Regions from separate parts of the Homo sapiens genome. Here region 1 is linked to region 2. Evidence: chromatin loops called from intact Hi-C (ENCODE). Cell type or tissue: heart right ventricle. All regions are shown on one strand. Each heading gives the region's core, and the rest is flanking DNA. Links, peaks and the distances in the headings are about the cores only. Region 1 overlaps LOC102723341 (a long non-coding RNA gene). Region 2 has its middle 38 kb from the start of HDDC2.

Evidence for each region. Hi-C counts contacts between places; a loop is a spot of excess contacts. Peaks named below come from ENCODE experiments on the same cell type or tissue, not always from the same donor. Only the 100,000 strongest peaks of a DNase experiment are listed, where the experiment ranks them.
Region 1: a loop joins it to region 2, with 2.0 times the contacts of the local background. A loop is called at or near these places in 1 of 110 quality-filtered maps.

What each region holds. Positions count from the first base shown.
Region 1 is chr6:125,429,470-125,440,563 of GRCh38, forward strand. All of the region lies in intron 1 of LOC102723341 (a long non-coding RNA gene), which reads right to left. Among named protein-coding and RNA genes, the nearest start is that of HDDC2, 130 kb to the left of the region's middle. RefSeq lists an enhancer at 3,550-3,619. In heart right ventricle, for the core only: no CTCF peak of the experiment used is centred there; no DNase peak of the experiment used is centred there.
Region 2 is chr6:125,334,077-125,345,170 of GRCh38, forward strand. No RefSeq gene overlaps it. Among named protein-coding and RNA genes, the nearest start is that of HDDC2, 38 kb to the left of the region's middle. In heart right ventricle, for the core only: no CTCF peak of the experiment used is centred there; a DNase peak (open chromatin) is centred at 6,565; H3K27ac peaks cover 1,764 bases.

The DNA.
Region 1 (11,094 bases), core at 3,307-8,306, 95 kb after region 2:
AATGTAACATTTTATCTCTGTATACCATTTAAATTATTTGTAACATCTTACTCATTCCTTCATTAATGAATAAATAAAATTTTTGACGTATGCTTGTCTTACATATATGTGTGTTATAATTTTATTTTTTTGTAATTTATTTTTTAACGAAAAGATCAGACTCTATTCTTAGATGGCAATTCCTAAGGTTACTGAAAAGAGAGGGACATTTTAAGATCCCATTATTTCCCAATTCATTTGAGTCACTTTCCTTGGTTGAGGAGACTGACCCTTGTTTTTTTCTATATCTTATGGATCAATTGTTAATTTAAAAGAAGCTGGATTGAAAACACTGAGTTGTAGAAATCCTTAGTCCTGGACCCAGGTGGATTTCTACAAGTTATAAAACTCAGTAAAGCCATGTAACCTCTTGGCCTCACAGTTCCTCCATCAACGTAATGAAGAGATTGGAATAAATGTTCTGTAATATGCTTTCAAATTTTAGAATGTGTTGATTCCATGATTTGTGCTTATAAAGGGTGGTAACTGTAGAGGTAAAACTTTCTCACTGTCTAGAAGAAAACTATTTAAAAATTTTTTAGAGATATGGTCTTGCTATGTTGCCCAAGCTGGAATGCAATCACTATTCACAGGTGCGATCACGGTGCACTGTAGCCTCAAATTCATGGCCTCAAGTGATTCTCTCTCCTAAGCCTCCCAAGTAGCTGAGAATACAGGAGCATGCCAGCATGCCCAGATAGAAGAATATTTTAATAAAAATATCCACATATTTGTGATGTCTGTGTTCTTCATGCTTTGGTAGGTAAGACTGAGTTTTGGAAGACTTTTTTTCTCTTCTCTTCTCCCATTCCTTTACACACCTGCTTCCTGCCCCACTGAAAAAGCCACTAACTTCCTTTGTGTTCAAGTTTCTCCATCTGTGAAATGTGAGGCTGAGTGCCCATCGGCCTCCCAAGGGTATTCTGTGTCTGACTCTATCACAGAGCATTCACTATGCTGAGCATTATCTACAGACTGAGGCTGGCATTTCCTTCCTTTCCTTTCTTGATCATAATTTGATCCTTACTTCCTTGGGAGTCTCTTGCTTTTACAATTTGTCAGTAGTTCTAATCCTGTTTTAACATAATTTAAAGCTATGGTGATGCTAATGGCGTCATTGATAATGAGCTGGAAGTGGCAGAGAGCCTTTTAAAAAGTGTGTTCAAGTAGTGAAAAAAATCCACCAAACCTCAAAAAAAACAAGACAAAAACCACACAGTAGTAACATAGGAAAACGTTCCCATCTAAACAAAATAATTTACATGAGACAGCATTACCAGATAAAATACAAGACATTCAATTAAATTTGACTGAAAATTGAGAATAAATTTTTAGTATAAGTGTATTCCACACAAAGGACAGGCCCATCATGTCCATGTCCATATTAAATGTTTTGTTGTTTATCTCACATTCAAATTTTACTAGATGTCTCGCATTTATATTTATTAAATCTGGCAATCCTAACAAGACTTTTAAAAGCTGAGCTTTCTGTTCAGCAGCTTCTGCTTGAGATAAAATGAGGTTCTGGTGTGTGGCTGGGCTTTTTTTGGTTGTTCAAATATGAAACAAAGAAATACTCCAAAATTGACAAAAGGGAAGAGGTTGAAACTTCCCCATAGTCTTACCATGAAAAATTATGTGGGAGAACAGTAGATCTTGTCATGCTGAACTTTTTGTATCCATAGATATTTGGTCTTAGAAAATTTGAAAAAAATAAAACAGTTGGCAATTCCATGAGAAGTTGCAGTTCCCATGTTTATTAGAAACAGTGCAAGCATTTTCTAAAGGTCATAAAAATTGTAATATTTGAAGGATTCTGGAGACAGTAGTGATAAGCTATGAAAGGATAAGAGTTTTTCAGGAAGTCCTTTGGTTTTAAAGCATTCAGTGCCAAGGATAAGGCTGCACAACAGTGGGCCCTGACTCTGTGGCAACTCTATTAGGACTACAATAGTCACATAGCACAAGCAGCCTGGCAGGTCCCCTGTGGCACACATGCACACTGATGTTCCCCACCATCTCAGAGCACCTGCTTGACATCTGTACCCTCCACTGCCACTTTAGGGTTTAACTATGTAGGAGACGAGAACAAGCCATCTCAAAATATGCCTTTTTGGCACAAGGATTATTTTGAGAAACTGCAGACATGAGAGATGCTCTGAAATCAGAGTACAGTTGTCCCACAGTATCTGTGGGGGATTGGTTCCAGGACCCCCATGGACAGCAAAATCCATGGATACTCAAGTCCCTGATATAAAATGGCATAATATATGCATATAACCTATCCACATCCTCCCATATACTTTAAATCATCTCTAGATTGCTTATAATATCTAATATAATGTAAATGCTGTATAAACAACTATGTTGTTATACTGTATTACATAGAGAATAATGAATAGAAAAAAGGCTGTACATGTCTGGTACAGATGCTTGTTTTTTTCTCAAATATTTTCAAACCAGAGTTGGTTGAATCCACAGATGTGGAACCCAGGGGTAGGAAGGGCTGACTGGACAAGTTACTCTTTTATTCTTTTATAAGGGAAATTTATTTCTATAAAGGAAATCTCCATTTGTAAAGATGCCTCCCTCTCTGTACCATGAAGCAGAGAATGACAAAAATTACTAGAGACTCATCAATGGAAAAGGCACTGACTTAAATCTACATAACACATCTTACCCTTGCTTACCATGATCTGCTGGGCCTCCCCCCCACATCCTCCTTCCTTTGTTTCAGCAGGTGAGGCTATTAAAGCCTGATTTCAAAGCCACCTTTTAGTAATTTACTCATTTCTCAGGGTGTTTCCCATGTATATATGAGGCATACATGCTAATAAACTTCTGGTTTTTTTCTCTCTTGTTACTCTGTCTTTTGTTACAGGGGTTCACACTGATTAAGAACTATTCAGGGTAGAGAGAAAATTATTTTTCTTTCCTTACAATTATGAGAGGGAGTTATTCAGCAAATAAAATGACTAGGAAAAATGCAAAAAAGCTAAGAGGTGTGACTACCTCTGTCACTGAGTCCAGGGCTACTCCAAGTAGGATCTGCTGTCCAGTGCTGGTCTGTGAACTCTTTGTCACTGTTCAGCACCAAGAAAATTACAGAAATTGAGAGGGAACATTTAGAAACCTTTCATAATATCAAGTCTGTTGAATCTAGTAATGAAAAATGTGGACATGCATTTTGTGTGTCTTTTTTGTTATTGTTTGCTTCATTTTTCTAGTAATTTGTTTTTATTGTATTTGACAAAAGTATCAGTCATGAAAAGACTATGATACTGCAACAGATAAAATGCATGCTAATATTGATGCTCTTTAAAACAAATGAGATAACTCTAACAATGGCTTAAATTGAATTGTTAAATTTATCAACCCAGGCTTTCAATCAGTAGTAATTACTGTGACAAGAAAAACTTTAGATAAATTAAATTTAAAAGAGGTTATCTGAGCAAAGAAGAATTCGAGAATCCAGCAGCTCCCTCCACCCCCGACATCCCCACCACCGACTCCTTGTGAACCAGAATAGATTCTGAGAAACTCTGCACTGCCACGGGTCAGAGAAGATTTATGGGCAGAAAAAGGAAAGTGATGTACAGAAAACAGAAGTGAGGTACAGAAACAGTTGGATTGTTGGATTGGTTACAGCTGAGCATTTGCCTTATTTGAATACAGTTTGAACCGCTGACTTCCTGTGATTGGCCAAAACTCAGTGATTGGTGCAAGAGCAGGTTGCAGTCTGTTTACCAATCCAGTTAGGTTACAGTTCACTTTGTATGCAGAAACCATTAGCCTGAACTTAAAGCATGTAAGGAGGCAGCTAGCTGTAGGCTAAACTTAACATTACATACCAAGCACTTTACTGGATACTGCAGATACAGTGATGAATAAGACAGACATTGTCTGGGGTTCCTGCCTTCATAGAATATACTCCAGGGATGAATACAGATAATAAAGTCACAACAAAGTAGTAAAAAAAAAAAAAAACAAGAATAGTGTGAAATACGAGGTGATATGGGAGCACATTATAAGGGGCCCTAAGCTGGTCCAGGATTCTGAGAAACATTCCCAGAGGGAATTGCACAAAGGCTGTTGGATTTACTAGTCTGAAATTCCAAGAGGGAATCTGAACTGGAAATATAAATGTGGAAATGTTACAGGCAGCGAATCCATATGGGTCTGCAGTAGCCTTAATTCTTGCCTCCTCAGAAGAAAGAATTTGACCAAGGGGCATAAGGCAGAGTGAGAGACTGAGGCAAGTTTTAGAGCAGGAATGAAAGTTTATTAAAAAGCTTTAGAACAGGAATGAAAGGAAGTAAAGTACATTTGGAAGAGGATCAAGCAGGAGACTTGAGAGATCAAGTGCACTGTTTGACCTGTGGCTTGGAGTTTTATTCACTGGCATGCTTCTGGGGTCTTGCATCTCTTCTCCCCGATTCTTCCCTTGGGGTGGGTTGTCTGCATGCACAGTGGCCTGCCAGCATTGGGAGGGGAGCATGGGCATGGTATGTTTACTAAAGTTGTACGCATGCTCACTTGAGGCATTTTCCCCTTACCCATCCAGTGCCCCTAGAGGAAGGTCATCATCCATTTTGCCCCTTAGTGCACATGCCTGAGCCCATTTGCCCAACTCCTGAGATCTCCTCAGGAAGCAGGTCACCAGTTTCAGGTTTTCCACCTATTGAGAGAAGGCCTTTTCCTGGCGTCAGCTGCAACCAATTATTATTTTAGAGAGCCAGCTTAACAACCGCCTGACCATCACCTGATGGTCTCATGACATTCCTGGTCAAGCAAGGGCCCCTCCTGCCCTGCTCATGCCTGACTTAAGCTGCCTACTCTAACAGAAATGTCATCTGGAGATGTTAACCTAGGGGTTACAAATGGATGAGATTGCCTAGGTAAAAAATATCAAGTGAAAGCAGGGAGACCTGGAACCTTAAATGTCTAATGGTGGAAGATGAACCTGAAAGGCAGATGAAAATAGAGAGCAAAAGTGGTGAGAGGAATTGGGGAGACTGTGGAATATCTAAAGCCAAACAAAGATGGTTTGGAAAAGCAGGCAGTGATAACAACATTAAACATTGCCAAGAGGTCAAACAAGAACTGAAAGATGTGCATTGAGTTCACCAAAGTCACAGTCATCGTTTTTGGTAAGAGAGGTTCTGGGATGTGGTGGTGGCAGCAGGGGAGTGTTTCAGAAGCCAAGTGTCAAGGAGAAGTACTATAAAGAATACAGTGATCATAAGCAACTCTTTCTAGATGTCTTGCTGTGGAATGGAGGAAAACGTAGAACTGTATTTGAAGAAAAGTATGGGTAAAGGAATTGTTACATTTAAGATGAGACCCCAAATATAAATGTTCATTTGGGGGATGTTATAGAAAAGAGTTTAGAGATAATAAAGACAGCAGGAGATAATCATTAGCAGTTTCCAAGAAGACAGGAGGAGAGAGAATCCCTGCATGACGTAACACTCATCCTATTTATAATTACAAATGCCTGCTCTCCATCAGATCCTAACCTCTGTGAGGACAGGGGCTACATTTGTGTGATTCATTACTGTCTGGTCAGCAACTAGGATACTGCTGGAACATCAAGAAGCTCAGTGAATAACAGAAGAAAATCCAGGTGCCAGTAGATCCTGTCTTTGACACATGGAGGGACACCTCCTCCTTGATGAGCCAACATGAAGGAGGACTCGGAAGAGAGAGAGAAAGGTGAGAGGTTTTCCAGCTGATATCTTATTCTCTCTGTGAAATGAAAAAGGAAAAAAGGATGAGGACTTGATAGAGCAAAAGGCTTGAAGAGAATGATGAAGTTTTGGCACTGCTCTTATGAAACAAGATTTACAGATAGAGAACCACTGAGGAGGAATAAATGACCATCTGCAAAGAAGTGCCAAGCTATGTTAGGAGTTCATATATGGAGCACACTTTTGGGGTCAGAACTGCAAGGAAGTCATGAAGACAAAAGTACTTCCAGTTTACCCTGAGGGATGAGTGTAGGCCCAAAAGCAGAAGCAGGGTTATAGGATTTGGGGAGCAGCTCAGGTAGAGGTGCAATGATAGAACTTGACCTGTTGGAGTCTACAGAAAGAGCAGCCCAATGGAGCCCAAACTCCACTTAGTAATTGAAATCAGGGAATGGGGGAGGATGGGAGGGAAAAGCAAGAGTATTCTTGGCCATTTCAAAAAACGCCCATTGTAGCAAATTGCCTTAATGAAAGTCTCCCAGCTTCTTGCTGAATTCTGTTTTAGGTTCATGTCATTTTTCTTTTCTCTTCTCTGTCATCCATCACTTTCCCGGAAACTCTCCCTCCTTTATTGAGGACTTTGGCTCAGGTTATCACCAGGAGGAATTTTCTCTGGTGACTTCTGGGCAAAAGATGTAAAGGTCTTTGTTGTCCTCACCTCCAGGGACTTTCACCCTCACTTTATTTTCCCAGTCCATACCAATTGTTATACCTTAAGCCTTGCCAATTGCACTTTTAAATTTCAACGTCCCACATGTTTAATGTCACCTTAATGCAACCAATTAACATAATTGAAATCAAAAAGAAAAATTTTCCCATACTACATAATCTAATTTAATGAATGCTTCAATTTGCCTTTGATATCATCTACTCCTTGTCCATATGCAACATTAATTTTTATATATTTGCAATATTAATAGCGTTCTGCAAGTTGGACCTTGTCATTAAGTATTGGATAAGAGTTTTGTGTTTTTTTGTTTGTTTGTTTTTGTTTTTGAGACAGACTCTTTCTGTGTTACCCAGGCTGGAGTGCAGTGGTGTGATCTCGGCTCACTGCAACCTCTGCCTCCTGGGTTCAAACAATTCTCATGCCTCAGCCTCTCCAGTAGCTGGGATTACAGGCACACGCCACCATGCCTGGCTAATTTTTGCATTTTAAACAAATATATATTTGAGATTTATTATTTTTTAAAATTATATACACCTCTTTGCAAATTAACAGCATATTAGGGGTATCTCTTCAGGTCAATAGATATAAACCTAAATAATTTTTTAAAAGAGTTGCATACTACCTCATAGAGTAAATATATCACAATTGATTCAATATTCCCCTACTGACATGTATGTTATTTCTTTCTACTTTAGATTAGACAAAAATTACAATAAATACTCTTAATTATGTATTTTTTCATATGAGTACTTTTATTTCCATAAGATAAATTTCAGGAAGAAAGATTTTTACACTAAAATGTTTATGTATTTTTAAGTTTAATAAATACCTCCAGATTACATATTTAAAAGATTATTATTCTCTCTGGCAACAAATTTTCTCCCACATCATTATCAGCCAATGGATACTCTAGTCCTTTGAATTATTTGCTTATCAGGTAGATAAAATTATATTCGTATCAATGAAATACACTCAGCTCCATGAAACAGATAATCCAACTAAAAGGAGATTAAGCATTGATGATCTATTATCTCACATAGTACAAGCCCAGAGGAAGTGTGATTCCAGAGTGGGTCAGTAGCACAAAGAGGTTGTTAAGTATGGGGGTAAAAACCATCTAAGTATGTATTCATCATCCTCAGGGTTTTGGCAATTCCTGTCCTCATGGCTACAATGGCTGGAGCTCTTCCAGGGACCTCATAAGTAAACATGTTCACTGAAGAAGAAGACTTCTTTCCTTTCATGTCTCCATATATTAGATGGAAAACATGTCTAGGAACCTCAACAGGAGACTTCCCCTAGGTTATCATTGGCTAGGGTTTAGTCACATGGCCATGCCTAAACTAACGAGGGGGATTAGATCACCATGGTTGGCTTATACCAGTCATTCTTAAAGTGCCACTTCTAGACTAGCAGCGTTAGCATCACCTAGAAACTTGTTAAAACTGCAAATTCTCAAGCCTCACTCAAGACCAAGTGAGTGAGAAATGCCAGGAGGGAGCCCAGCAATTTGCGTTTCAAGAAGCCCTCCAGGTGATTCCAGTGTACACTAAAATTTGAGACCATTGGCTTAGCCAATCATGATTTGACCCCTAGGGCTGAGGAAGGAATCAACCTTGCTGATTACCTGAACAAAGAAAAGGGTACCTGAGCAAAATTGAATTTCTGCTAGAAAGGAAAAAAAAAAAAAGATTAGATGAGAAGCCTCACTGTTGAGTAAGCCCCACCAATGTCTTCCATGTAACTCAGTGCTCTTTATCTTGGAATACTCTGACTAACCTCACGACATCCTTCATATCCACCTATTTCACTTTCATATGATTGGTACACAGCTACTCCCTATTTTATTGAAACTTCATTTCCCATGACCCTTCTTTTTCTCTATCAGTCCTCTCTTAATCAATTTCTTTTTAACTAGACTATACCCCATTGTACATCACTCAACTATTTTACCAGCACACCAGATCTCCAGATTACTCACTGTCTGCCATCAACATGCCTTAAATCCTATCTCAATCATGCAATTCACCTTTTCTGTAGCTACTGAGAACTGCCAAAGAGAACTGGTCAAATGCAAAGGATTAGAGGTATTATTATTATTTGTTTTAATATTCGTCTGTTACGTCAAATTCTTCTTAAAAATCTTCCTACCTTGGCTCTCTCTAATCTCCATTGATAAGTATTCCTTTTCCTCATTACTTCCATCTTAATTGCTGCCATACTACGCATCGTTTGAACCCGGGAGGCATAGGTTGCAATGAGCTGAGATCGCACCACTGCACTCCAGCCTGGGTGACAAAGAGAGAGTCTGTCTCAAAACAAACAAACAAACAAAAACAACAACAACAACAACAACAACAAAAACCTTTTACCCAATACTTAATGACAAGGTATGATTTGCAGAACTCTATTAATATTGCAATTGCATACTGTTCTCTTACTTTCAGAAAATAGCCTTACTTACTGTCTTATTGAGAAAATAGAGAAATCATTATTACGTGTCTCCAACATCCTTCAAGAAACTCATCTTTCCTGCCTCCAACCTTGCTCTGCTTTTTGTAGAACACACACCCATACACAAGTGCTACGTATGTACAAAGACATCTTCATCCCATCCTATCCTTACTTTCTTTCTTCCTTTTTCTGTGAAGGATACTTTTTCTCCCACCTTCTTAGAGCTAATGCCTACATTTGTTTTTGATTCAGTGATTCCTGCCTATGTTAGTTTCTTATTGTTGCTATAACAAATTACCACAAATTGGGGGTCCTAAAACAATACAAATTTATTCTCTAACCATTCTGGAGGTAGAGGTCCAAAATCAGTTTGCCTTGGCTGAAGTCAAGGTGTTGGCAGGGCAAACTCCTTCTGGGGGCTTCATTTTTAATTTTATTTTATAAGATTGTGATTACATTGGGCCAATCCAACTAATCCAGGAAAATCTCTTCATGGCAAAATCTTTAACTTAATCACACATGCGAAGTCCCCTGTACCATGGAAGGTAGCATATTCTCAGGTTCTGGGGACTAGGACATGGACATCTTCATACTCTTCTGTCTACTACACTGTCTCTCCTAGATTTTTGCTCCATAGAGTCCCTTCTGTTCTGCATCCTCAATGTTCCCTTCTCTTCTGGATTCTTCTTTTTAGCCTGTAAACCTGCTTAAATTTCTCTCATCTTAAAAATTATTTTCTGGCTGGGCACGGCGCCTCATGCCTGTAATCCCAGCACTTTGGAAGGCCGAGCCGTGTGGATCACTTGAGATTAGGAGTTCAGACCAGCCTGGCCAACATGGTGAAACCCCATCTCAGTAAAAATACAAAAATTAGCCGGGCTTGGCAGCATGCACCTGTAATCCCAGCTACTTGGGCAGCTGAGGCAGGAGAATCATTTGGCAGCTGAGGCAGGAGAATCACTTGAACCCAAGAGGTGGAGGTTGCAGTGAGCCGAGTTCACACCACTGCACTCCAGCTCGGGCAACAAAGTGAGACTTCATCTCAAAAAAAAAAAAAAAAGAAAGAAAGAAAAAAGGAAAAAAGAAAAGAAATTTCATTCCTCAGTTTTCTCATCTTCGGCCTTATTGCTCCCATGCCTTTCATAGTCAAACTCCTTAAATTTGGCTTCTTTAGCTCTTGTCTCCACTTCTTCATTGTCAAATTGCCCCACAATTCACTGAATGATTTCTCTACCTGCCATTCCACCAACAGAGTTATTTCTCTAATTGGTTACAAGCATCTTTATTATTGTCATCTTCTAGTGACATTTTTCTAGTCCTTATGTGACATCTTTGCAGCATTTGACATTGTTTCTGCCATTTTCTCATGCCTTGGTGTCAGAATAGCAAATAGCACTTTCTTGATTTTTCCCCCATTACATCATTCCAAAATATATACTGTGGACTGCTTCTTAACACTATAATCCAACATTGGTGTTCTATAGGTATCATCATCGACCCTCTTTCATTTTACTATGATGATCTATTTGGATTATCTAGTTTATTTCCTAACTCTATCTATTGTCTAAGAAAAGATCTCCAAATTTTTGACTTCTGCTAAATGTCTATCCAACTGCCTGCTGGGAATCTCCACCTGTGTGACCTGCTGGCATCTTAAACCAAGCATATCTGAAACCAAAGCCAAAGCTGCCTTTCTCCTTCCTCTATTTCCTTGCTCAGTTATTGGTATCCCAGTCACCTGAATTGAGCCAGAAAATCATCCTTAAACCTTCACTCTTACCCCCAACATTTAACTGTCTCTATAGTGGATATATTGGTGGCTATTTGCATGCTCAATATCTATTCAAATCTCTTTCTACTGTGTCTTCTTGTACTCAAAAAAACCTGCAAATTAAACAATGACGTTTCCCAGATGCCTTTGAAGCTAGATTTTTTTATGATTTAGATTCCACTAACCAGACATATTTATATGAGGCTTGGTTCAGAACTGAGCTTAGAAAGGATAAAAGTAGGAAACAAGGCATCCACTTTGCTGGTGTACCTTACAACAGACAACTTGGTTGTTCCAGCAACTTCCCAATTGATCAATTGGTTTTTATGCTCACAACAAGAGAAGCGACTCCCTTGGCAGCCAAGTTCTGTTGTGTAACGTTGGGAATTATTTCTAGAAATTCAGCCCAG
Region 2 (11,094 bases), core at 3,978-8,977:
GATAAGGATCTAATTTTGTTTTTTTTGTTTTTTTGTTTTTTTTGTTTTTTTGTTTTTGAGACGGAGTCTCGCTGTGTCTCCCAGGTTGGAGTGCAGTGGCGCGATCTCGGCTCACTGCAAGCTCCGCCTCCCAGGTTCATGCCATTCTCCTGCCTCAGCCTCCCAAGTAGCTGGGACTACAGGCGCCCGCCAACACGCCCAGCTAATTTTTTGTGTTTTTAGTAGAAACGGGGTTTCACTGTGTTAGCCAAGATGGTCTCGATCTCCTGACCTCGTGATCCGCCCGTCTCGGCCTCCCAAAGTGCTAGGATTACAGGCGTGAGCCACCACGCCCGGCCTAATTTTGTTATTTTACATGTGGATATTCAGTTTTCCCAGCACCATTTGTTGAAGAGATTATCTTTTCCTTGTTATATATTCTTTGTACTTTCGTCAAAGGCTAGTTGACTATATATACATGGTTTTTTTCTGGGCTATTTGGTTCTATTGATCTACATGTTTGTCTTTATACTAGTACCATACTGATTTAATTACTGTAGCTTTGCAATCTATTTTGAAATCAGAAAGTGTGATGTCTCCAGCTTTGTTCATCTTTTTCAAGATTATGTTGGCTATTCAGGGTCTTTTTGTTTCCATATGAAATTTAGGATTTTTTTTCTATTTCTGTAAAAAATGTAATTTGGATTTTGATTGGGAGCATTTTATTCTTTTGATGGTATTATAAATGAGATTGCTGGGTTAATTTCATTTTTAGATTGTTTTTTGCAACTCTATAGAAATATAATTGATTTTTGTATACTTATTTGTATCATACAACTTTGCTATGCTCATATATTAGTTCTATCATTTTTTAATGGATTCCTTAAGATTTTCTGTATACAAGATTATGTCATCTTCAAATAGAGATAGTTTTATTTTTTCATGTCCAATCAGAATACCTTTTAGTCTACTCACTTGCCTAATTTCCAGGCTGGACCCTCCAGCACAATGTTAAATAGAAGTGGTAAGAGCAGATGTCCTTGCCTTATTTCTTATTTTAGGGGAAAAACTTCAGTCTTTCATCATTAAGTATGGTTAGCTGTGAGTTCTTCATCAATGCCTTTCATCAGGTTGAGGGTGTTCCCTTCTATTTCTAGTTTGTGGAGTCATCTAATTCATAAAGGTATTATTGGTTGTATTTACTTGTTCTTGTATCCCTTCTAGTTTAGTCTTACGTTATGATATTATTTTTATTTTATTTTAAAATCTTTTATAAATTCTGTCGCCTTTTCAAATTTTCATTTTCTTCAGTTATCTCATTTTTTAGTTTTTCTTAATTCTGATTTGTTATTCTTTATTGTCTTCTATTGTGTTTCATCTAAGTGGCTGCTAAATATTATATTACACTTTTTATCTTTTGTAAGTATTCCTTTTGACACATTTTAATTGTTTGCCTAGGTGTTTTGCCTCTCTCTGTCTCAAGTAATATCTTTGTATAAGTTCAACTCTCATGTTTTTTTGGATGTTAATTTTTAAGGAAAATGAGCTTTCCATCATTTCCAGTGGGATGGTAGTTAGGGTAGCTTTTCTAATTTGAGGCCTCTAATGTCCCCTTTTCTGTTGTTTTCATGGAACGTATCGGAACCTTCTCTTTCTTCTGTTCCTTTTGCCGCATCCTGCCCAATTTGGATTCTCCCCTAGCAATTTCTCCTCATTGTGGGATTTTGTCCTGGAAGGGAGCTTTGGTGGAACAAAAGTAACCTAAGCCACTCTCTCAGCTGGCACGGGGCCTCCAGGGAGTGTTCATTGGGTTCTCTTATTCTCAGGGATGCCGATTCCCAGTTGACCTTACTTCTTCCTTCATTGAGGATGACCTTGCATTGGTCTTGCAGCTGTGGGTGCTTCGTCTCCCAGTATCTAGGGGTTTGTAGGGGATATCTTGTCACCTGTTTGCTGCGCACATTGCCCAAGGGATTATGGTTTTGCTATCATACTTGCTCTGCCTGTGCTTTATGAGAGGACTCAAGAATATTTAAAAACCATACATCTCTCACTAGCAGCTACCCAGAATCCTTGAAAAGTGTTTAAAACCCAATGTGATGGAAGGAAGATTATAAAACAAAAGAATAAATAAAACATAAAACTCTCCCTCGGGTACATTATAAGCCTCTGTTATATGTAAGTAATCCATATCTACAGATTTCTCTAATCAAAAGTTGGAAGAAATATAGCTATGCTTTCACAGTTCCTGACAAGCTGCTTGCTTATTAAATAGCTTTAAAGTCAGTGTTTTGATTTTTGCTCCTTTCCATTTCTAGGAAGGACCATGCAAACATTTCAGAAAGATGAGGAATTGATCTGATCTCAAACCACAGAGGCAGCTTTTATTCCTTGTCTGTTTCCTTTACCTCCTTGTCCATCCTCAACGGGGATAGAGAATGGCGCTGTGGAGTCATGCTGTGAATATACTCAGGGGCTACTTAATGCCTCTATTAAAAAATTAATATTTATATCACAAATATAGACATATCTGTGAGTCTTCTATAAGCTTGTCAGTGTTTCTTTGAATTAGTGTATCCCAACTGATTAGTGTGCTTTGGTAATATTGTGAGTGAATATCAAGCAAGAACTACCTCTGGACTCCTACAAACTATTATGCTCACCCTGAAAAAGTGACTAGTGACTATTCTACATGACTATAATAATCATTTTGTATTCACTGCAAGTGATACTTTTCTGTCATTGTTTCACATAAAAAGCTATTCTGAATAATTTCATTCGAATAGTATAGTTTTCCTACTTCTAAATTAGCAGGCAGTTTTTCTCATTGATTTTAATCTATTTTCATCTAACCACATTTCCAATTTACTATGATCTTTTGGGATTCAGAACTTATCCTCAAGGGCAGAAGAACAGTTTTGCTTCCTAGGAAACCAGACTTCTATTTAATCATTCATACTATTGATATAATTATTAAACAACACTGAACCAGAAGTGTTCAACTCTTCTAAACGTAATTATGTATATTTATAATCTAATACTGCACTGTGTTATGAAACCCTTTAATGGAATAGATTGCTTTTGGAATCTGTGTAGATAGCACCATGATAAGCATTCAATTGTTACTGCTTAATACTGTTGAAAAAAAAGAGGAAGCAAGGAAGGAAGGAGGGAAGAAAGGGAGAGATGGAGGGAAGAAGGAATTGTCTGAGGGTGTGTAGATAAGTGCTATGCACTGATATACTGTAGTCCTTGCAAAATGACCTTGGGGGGGAAAATCTGATTTTTAATTCCTTTGTGAGAAGGTGCTCAGTGTAGGTATACAATATTTCACTTAAGCAAACTATTTAAGAATTCTTTATGTTATAGAAACAAATGTAAAACGAGCAAATCTCTCTCCTCTGTTGGGCATAGGCAGGGAGACTGAGAAAACCAGAGTTTTCCAAAGAAAAGCTCAAGTGTTAAATTTTTGCTTTTATACACTATATATTTTTAGATTAAAAATAAGCATTGATGGGCTGTGCACGGTGGCTCACGCCTGTAATCTCAGCACTTTGGGAGGCCAAGGCAGTTGGATCACGAGGTCAAGAGATCGAGACCAGCCTGGCCAACATGGTGAAACCCCGTCTCTACTAAAAATACAAAAATTAGCTGGGCGTGGTGGTGTGTGCCTGTAATCCCAGCTACTCAGGAGGTTGAGGCAGGAGAATCGCTTGAACCCGGGAGGCGGAGGAGGTTGCAGTGAGCTGAGATTTCGCCACTGCACCCCAGCTGGCAACAGAGCGAGACTCTGTCTCAAAAAAAAAAAGCATTGATGGAAATGTTTTATGAAGTGCTTCTTTACACTCACATCATTTACCATTTCCTTCTAAGTGGATTATGCAGATGTTCTTGAAGCCAACACATCATCAGTTTAAAAATATATTCCCTGGATTCTTTTATTTTATAGCTCATCTTTAAAGCTAAATTAAACAGTAATTGTTGTGTCATGTGGAAATCCACTCCTGTCAACAAAAACCAAATCATAAAGTAAGAGTTGTGTTTTCAATGACTTTTGCTTATTAAGATTGTAGAAATATGGTCAAAACCCATTATACAATGTCTTATTATTATATGGATGTGGATATACTGGGGGTCAAAAAAAATTTCATTTAATAAATTGATTTTACAAGTTGGAAAGTTGTGTTTGTTCCTATCCCCAATATGAGCATTATAAAGTTACACTATAAATATATGTAAGTCTGTCTTTAGGCCTCTCAAAATAAAGAACTTAAATATAACCTTGTAAAGTTTAACTTGTTATTAGATCATTTATTGGCCCGTGTCTTGCCACTTGACTTAATCATTGAGCTTTTAGTACTTAATCACTGAGCTTTTTAGCAAATTGTACATTCAGCTGTATGTGCTTTCTTGGCTATGTGTGATGACTCTGCATGTATTTTAGACAATCTTAAGAACTGTGGGTGACCCATGTCTGGGTTTCCAGTGCAACCTGTACATGTCTCTGTCATCACTCTTCTCACAGTGTACTGTAAATGTGATTCCTGGTCTGTCTCCTCTATCAGACCCTTAACCTCCTTGGGACCAGGGACCAGTTTATCCATTTCTATGTCTCTTATGCCTATGACTATCCCTGGCAGAGAGGAAGCACTCAGTATGTATACATTATGAAGCCCACTAGAACCTTTCTCCAGTAATGACCTTGGCTTTTCTTATTGTGCAAAGTATTCAGAGTATTCTCTCTCTCATGAATGGTTGGAGACACTAAATTATATGACTTGTATTCTCTGGTCATGGGCACAGGGAAACACAGATTGGGCTTTAAATTTTTCTATTAATTAAATTTCAGTAACGCTTTATTAATTCTGTGCATTTTTCCTCTTCCTAGGGGTAATGATATGTACATTTTGACCCAGCAATTCTACCTTAGGGAATCTCTTCTACAGAAATAAAGGCACCCAGGCATAAAGGCTCATGATTAAGGAAGTCTCTGGCAGCATTTCTTGTAGAGGCAATAAATTGCAAATATCCTGACCATCTACAGGGCAGTGTTTGAATAAAATTTGGTATATCCATACTATAGATCTATACATGTATAGATACAATTTTTTAAAAACATAGAGTCATACTGTATACAGTCATTCTTTGGTATCCTCAGGGGATTGGTTTCAGGACCTGTGTGATACCAAAGTTTGCAATGCTCAAGTCCCTGATATAAAATGGCATAGTATTTTCATATAACCCATATACTTTAAATCATCTGTAGATTACTTATAATACTAATACAATGTAAATGCTATAAGTAGTTGTTACAGAATATTGTTTTTCTTATTTTTCTTATTTGTATTATTTTTATTGTTGTATTGTCATTTTTATTTATTTTTTCTCCAAATACTTTTTATTTGTGGTTGCTTGGATCCTCAGATGTGGAACCTGTAGACGTGAAGTGCTGACTATATATCATTCTTTCTTTTTTATTTAAAATATATCTTGACATCCCTCCAGGTTAATACAGATAACTGTTAATTATTCTTTAGCATAGATATTATATTAGCTCAGTAGAGTAAGATTAGAAAAAGGAAAGAGAATGGAGATTATTTTTTCCTTATACATTTTTTTGACTTCTACTGAGCCTACATCACTTTTGTTATTAAGAAAATCTGATAAAGTTAAAAATGTGACAGTAAATGTTCATTCAAAGAGATCTGGCTTGATTTTTCAGGTTTCTTGGAACTAACTCTCTGAATATGATGAGTAATCAAGATGATTAAACACTTTGATGACAAATTTAAGATGTGACTACAAAGTAATGAGCCTGCTTTTTGTTCTTAGTTTTCACAAACTCAATTCAACAGTGTTTCTAAAAGAGTAGTTTCACAAGGCTTTTAGATAAATATAGTAGCACTGGAAAAACCACGTGATTTCAGGGTTGAGGAAAATAATTTGGATATTTAAGCTCTGGCATTTTTTAAAAGTCAGTTTCTATATTTTATGGTCACAGTTACTATGTATTCATATAGCGTGCCAAGTGTGGCACATCAGCCAGTGACACCCATTGTTGAGCAGCTAAAATTCCATTCTAACTCATCTTATTCTCTCCAATTTTTTATTTTTTATGGTGATATATCTTTCTCACTGTTATTGTTAGTTATTACTTTGACTAGATAGTCTTGTGATTTTTCACTATTCAGCTGTCATTTAAAAATCATATTGACATACTTTCCCTTGTCAGGCTGCCCTTGTGAGACAAGCATTTTAAGTGTTACAAGGAGGTGCTGTTACTATTACAAAAGTTATTATAGGAAGGATAAAAGGACTTGGTTGGGAACAGTAGCCCCATACATGAGAAAAAAATAGTTACATAGTTCCAGAGCATTGTAACAAGAGTGTAGGGTACATAAATGATCTCAGGTCACCAGATTAGTTCAGATAATAGAAGGAAATATGTGAACCCAAGTTCCCTGTATGGATATAAACTGGGAAATACAGAGGAATCTGCAGCATGGTGTACTAGGAGCAGAACAGGGTGCAAACGTATCCTGTGACTGGTTATCAGCAGAACACTGGGCCTGGGTCCAGTTACTTTGATCCTCTAGAGAAGCAAGATGGCTGCGTCGTGTAAAGCTAATTTGGTAGAGTTCACAGGGAGTACAGAGCTGGGTCCTCAAGCAGGCTGCCTGAGTGACCTCATTGTAGGACATACAAGGGCTTGAGTGCCTTCTATTCCCCTAAACAGAAATTCTTGGTATTGCTTTGATGTTTTTTCTCCTTGAGATGTAATTTTGTCACTCTCAAAACAATTCTAAGGCAAACAACAACAATAATAATGGTATGTGGTGTTCTGATCATTTAGGACGTTCTGTTGCTGTTTCTGATTCCAGGATCTAAGCAATAGTCCTTCTTCAAACAGTGGTCTTCTGTCCTTCCCAGCAGATGGTACAGTGGTTGGAAATCTTTACAGGATTCCTGTAGAACCAAAGTCATAGTGACTTTGATGCGTCATTATGCCAAGGCCCAGAAGCTATGGAACATATTACCTTACCATGAAAGGCCTGCTTTGCAATGCTTTGGCACTTGCAAAAATAGTCTTCACATTGAGAGTCCCAGAGTGTGCCTTACACAGTAATAAATTACATTACCAACAGCCATTATGACCTCAGTGAGAGATGCATGCAGCCAAGAGCAGCTACATGTTACTGTCAGTTAATTAGCGTTGGTATTCATTAAAAGTGGGAGTGAAGGCCTGGAAACTATCCATTACTCATTGTGAATGGAGTCATGGGACAGCATAAAAGCTAGCCAAGCAACCACTGAAAGCAAGAACCTGGAAGCAGGTTAGAGATCAACGAATGGGTTACTTGGTTATAGTTCTTTACTATGTGCACACGCCTTCACACAAAAACTCACACACACTCATACACTCAGCCCACACTTGTAACTTCACACACACATTTTCATTGGCATCCATGGTTCATGTTACAGGTTGAATTTTGGCCACCCACCCCAAAGAAATATTAAAGTTTTAAACCCTGGTGTCTGTGAATGTGAGTTTGTTTGGAAATAGGGTATTTGCAGATGTAATAAATTAAGATGAGGTCATACTTGGTTAGGGTGGGCCCTAATCCAATATGACTGGTGTCCTTATAAAAAGAGAAAGCAGAAACATAGGGAGGAAAATGCCATATGAAGACGCAAAGACACATAGACACAGAGGGAAGACAGCCGTGTGATGATGCATACACATTGGAGTTATGCTGCCACAAGCCAAGGAATGCCTGGGGGTATAAGAGGTAAGGAATGATCCTCTCTTAGAGGATTTGGAGGGAGAGTGGCCCTGCCACCACTTTGACATTGGACTTCTACACTCCAGACCAGAGAGAGAATACATTTCTGATATTTAAGCCACCCAGTTTGTGGTGTTTTGTATGGCAACCCTAGGAAAATAATACTGTAGCTCACGTTCATGAAATAGATACCCTCACACTTATGATCCTTCCTGTATCTTCTGTCACACTTTCACACTCAGGTTTCTGTCTCACTTAAAACAATTCAAATTCAAGCACAATAAGCTCATGCACTCCTACTCTCCTACTGTAATCAATGTATGTGTTTTGAGTAACATGGAGGATTAGTCAGAATTGCAAGGTGGACAATTACTACTTTGTGCACTGCTTTGGAAGTAAGGAAAATGTTCTCTTTCATTATGATTCTTCAACCCAGAGAGAGCTGTGATAGATTATAGAAAATATTTTTATTTAGCATATATTTTTCTCATTACTAGCCTAATTTTGATACTGTAGTAAACTTGCCCATGAACAAAGATGTCTTTGGGGGATTTTTTTTTTCTTTTTTTTTTGAGTGGGAGTCTTGCTGTGTCGCCTAGGCTGGAGTGCAGTGGTGCGATCTTGGCTCACTGCAACCTCTGCCTCCTGGGTTCAAGTGATTCTCTTGCCTCAGCCTCCTGAGTAGCTGGGACAACAGGCATGCACCACTGCACACGGCTAATTTTTGTACTTTTAGTGGAGGCAGGGTTTCACCATGTTGACCAGGCTGGTCTCGAACTCCTGACCTCAAGTGATCTGCCCACATCAGCCTCCTAAAGTGCGGGGATTATAGGTGTGAACCCCCACACCTGGCTTTGGGGGAGTTTTTAATGTGACAATTTTTAACCAATTTCAAATTTTGGCAGAAAAAAAATGTTTATAGAAAACTTAAAATAGACCATGCACAGTGACTCATGCCTGTAATCCCAGCACTGTGGGAGGCCTAGGCAAGCGGATCACTTGAGGTCGGGAGTTTGAGACTAGCCAGGTCAACATGATGAAACCCCCATCTCTACTAAAAATACAAAAAATTAGCCGAGTGTGGTGGTGTGTGCCTGTGGTCCAAGCTGCTTGGGAGGCTGAGGCACGAAAATCGTTTGAACCTGGGAGGTGGAGGTTGCAGTGAGCCAAGATTACACCATTGCACTCATGTGTGGGTGGCAGAGCAAGATTTTCTCTCAAAAAAATAAATTTAAAAATGTTTTTAAATATATGATCTTCCTATCATTTACTTTTAAAAACTATATTTTAAATAAGACACTTTCCCAGTGAATATTTATTTTCCTTCTTTAAAATGATCTGTACCATTTCCTTTCATACATATTTACTATTTGCAGTAGCTACGGTAGCTTATATTTTTGTGTTGAACTTTATGGAAAATATAAATTATACAGAGTGGTTTTTGTTATCAAAGTGTTCATAGGCTGTACACCGTGTTCTTGAATTTATACCTCCTTCCCAACATACTTTTTCTTTGAGCATCTACTGATGAATCAAACTGTCTGCCTCTACATCCCCAATTGGCTATCTTAAAGACAGTCAAACTGAACATACAGAAAACCAAGCTGGTGATATTTTTTGTCATTCCAACTCTCTTTCATGTCCCTGCCTCCAGGAATGTTGCTATCCTCCATCCAAGTCAAAAACCTGTGCTTCAAGCTTAACGTCTCCATCTCTCTCCATCTTCATCATTCTACTTTTATCTAATTAAACGCCACTATTTTATTTTACCTCCTAAATATCTCTGGAATCTATTTTAATTTCTTCATCTCCTTCGCCACTAGTTTAGTCCAAATTACTATAATCTTTCCTCTAAATTACTGCAGCAGCCGTCTAATGGCAGGAAGGACAACAGCCACACTGACTTCCACCCCATCCTCTTTTTTTACACTGCAGCCAAAGGCAACTTTTTGGAGAGCAAATAGTATGCCACCTGCCTGTTCAAATGTGCAATGGTTTTCCGAAGTTCTCAAAGTAAAGCCTGAAATCCCCAACTTGGCCTAGAAGTCCGGAATACTTCTGTAAGTTTCAGCTTACACTGCTGTCCCCCTTCTTGCACTCCAAACATGGTACCTTCTTACTATGAAGGTGTAACCAATGCACTTTGCTCCTCTCAACTCCAGGTTTTTGCACTTATTGTTTCCTCTGTCTAGAACACTTTTCTCTCCTGTTTTCCTCCCTGAATTCTTCCCATTGATTACCGTGCATCATTCAGAATTCCACTCAGACAACATTCTTCAGGAAAGTCTTTCCAGGTATCCCAGAACAGATCAGGGCTCCTAGTAGTATGTTTATTGGTTCTGTCATTTATTCAACAGTCATTGAGCATCACTGCACTAGAAGAGGGGGGCTCTTCTAGGCACTAGGCTGCAACATTGGACATGAAGACAAGGCCTCAGCTCACATAAGCTTATGATACAGTTGCAGGGAAACGAAAACAAACAAGTAAATAAATAAGAAATCACCAAGTAGTGATAAGTTCAATGATAGAAAGAATTGAGAAAAGCACTAGGCTTCTCTTAGAAGGTGAGATCTAATCTCACACCTGAGTATCAAAAGAAGCCAAGGACATACAATTCCATGGGAAGAGCATTCTCAGCAGAGGTTCTAGGGAGAGAAACATTCTCTGGAGAAGAGAAAGATGGATAAAGTGTGTGAGTAAAGGGGGTTATGTTATGCAGAAGACATAATCAGGGGCAGGGCTATGTCAAGGTGAGGTGTTTGGATTTTATTCTGAGGTTTGATGGGAAGCCACTGAAGGGCTTTAAGTAAGGAAATGACATGTCCCCGTTTACATTTTCAAAAGATCACTCTAGCTGCTCTGTGTGGAAAGATTTGAGTTGTGCAAGCCTCTAAGTGGAGCTATCAGATGGGGGCTACTGCAGTAGTCCAGGTGAAAGACAATGGCGGCTTCGATTAGGATAGTAGCAGTGGGGTTGGAGAAAGATAGACAAATGGAGGATGTAGGTTGGCAGTAGAGTTAAGAGAAATTGCTGGTAGATTGGATAGGGAGATATGGGGAAAAGAAGAATTAGGGATGACTTCCTGATTGTGCAGCTAGGAGAATGGCGGTAGCAATTATTGCGATGGGATGCAGCTTTGGGGATGGGGAAACAAGAGTCTGGTTTTAGGCATGTGAAGTTTGAGATGTCTATTAGACAGCCAAGTGGATGTGTCAGATATGCCGTAGCTTCTAAGAACCTGGCATTCACGTGTCAGGTGAAGCCTGGAGTCACAAACTGGGAAACCATATAGATATTGAAGCCATAGGCCTAGATGGAAAAGTGAATAG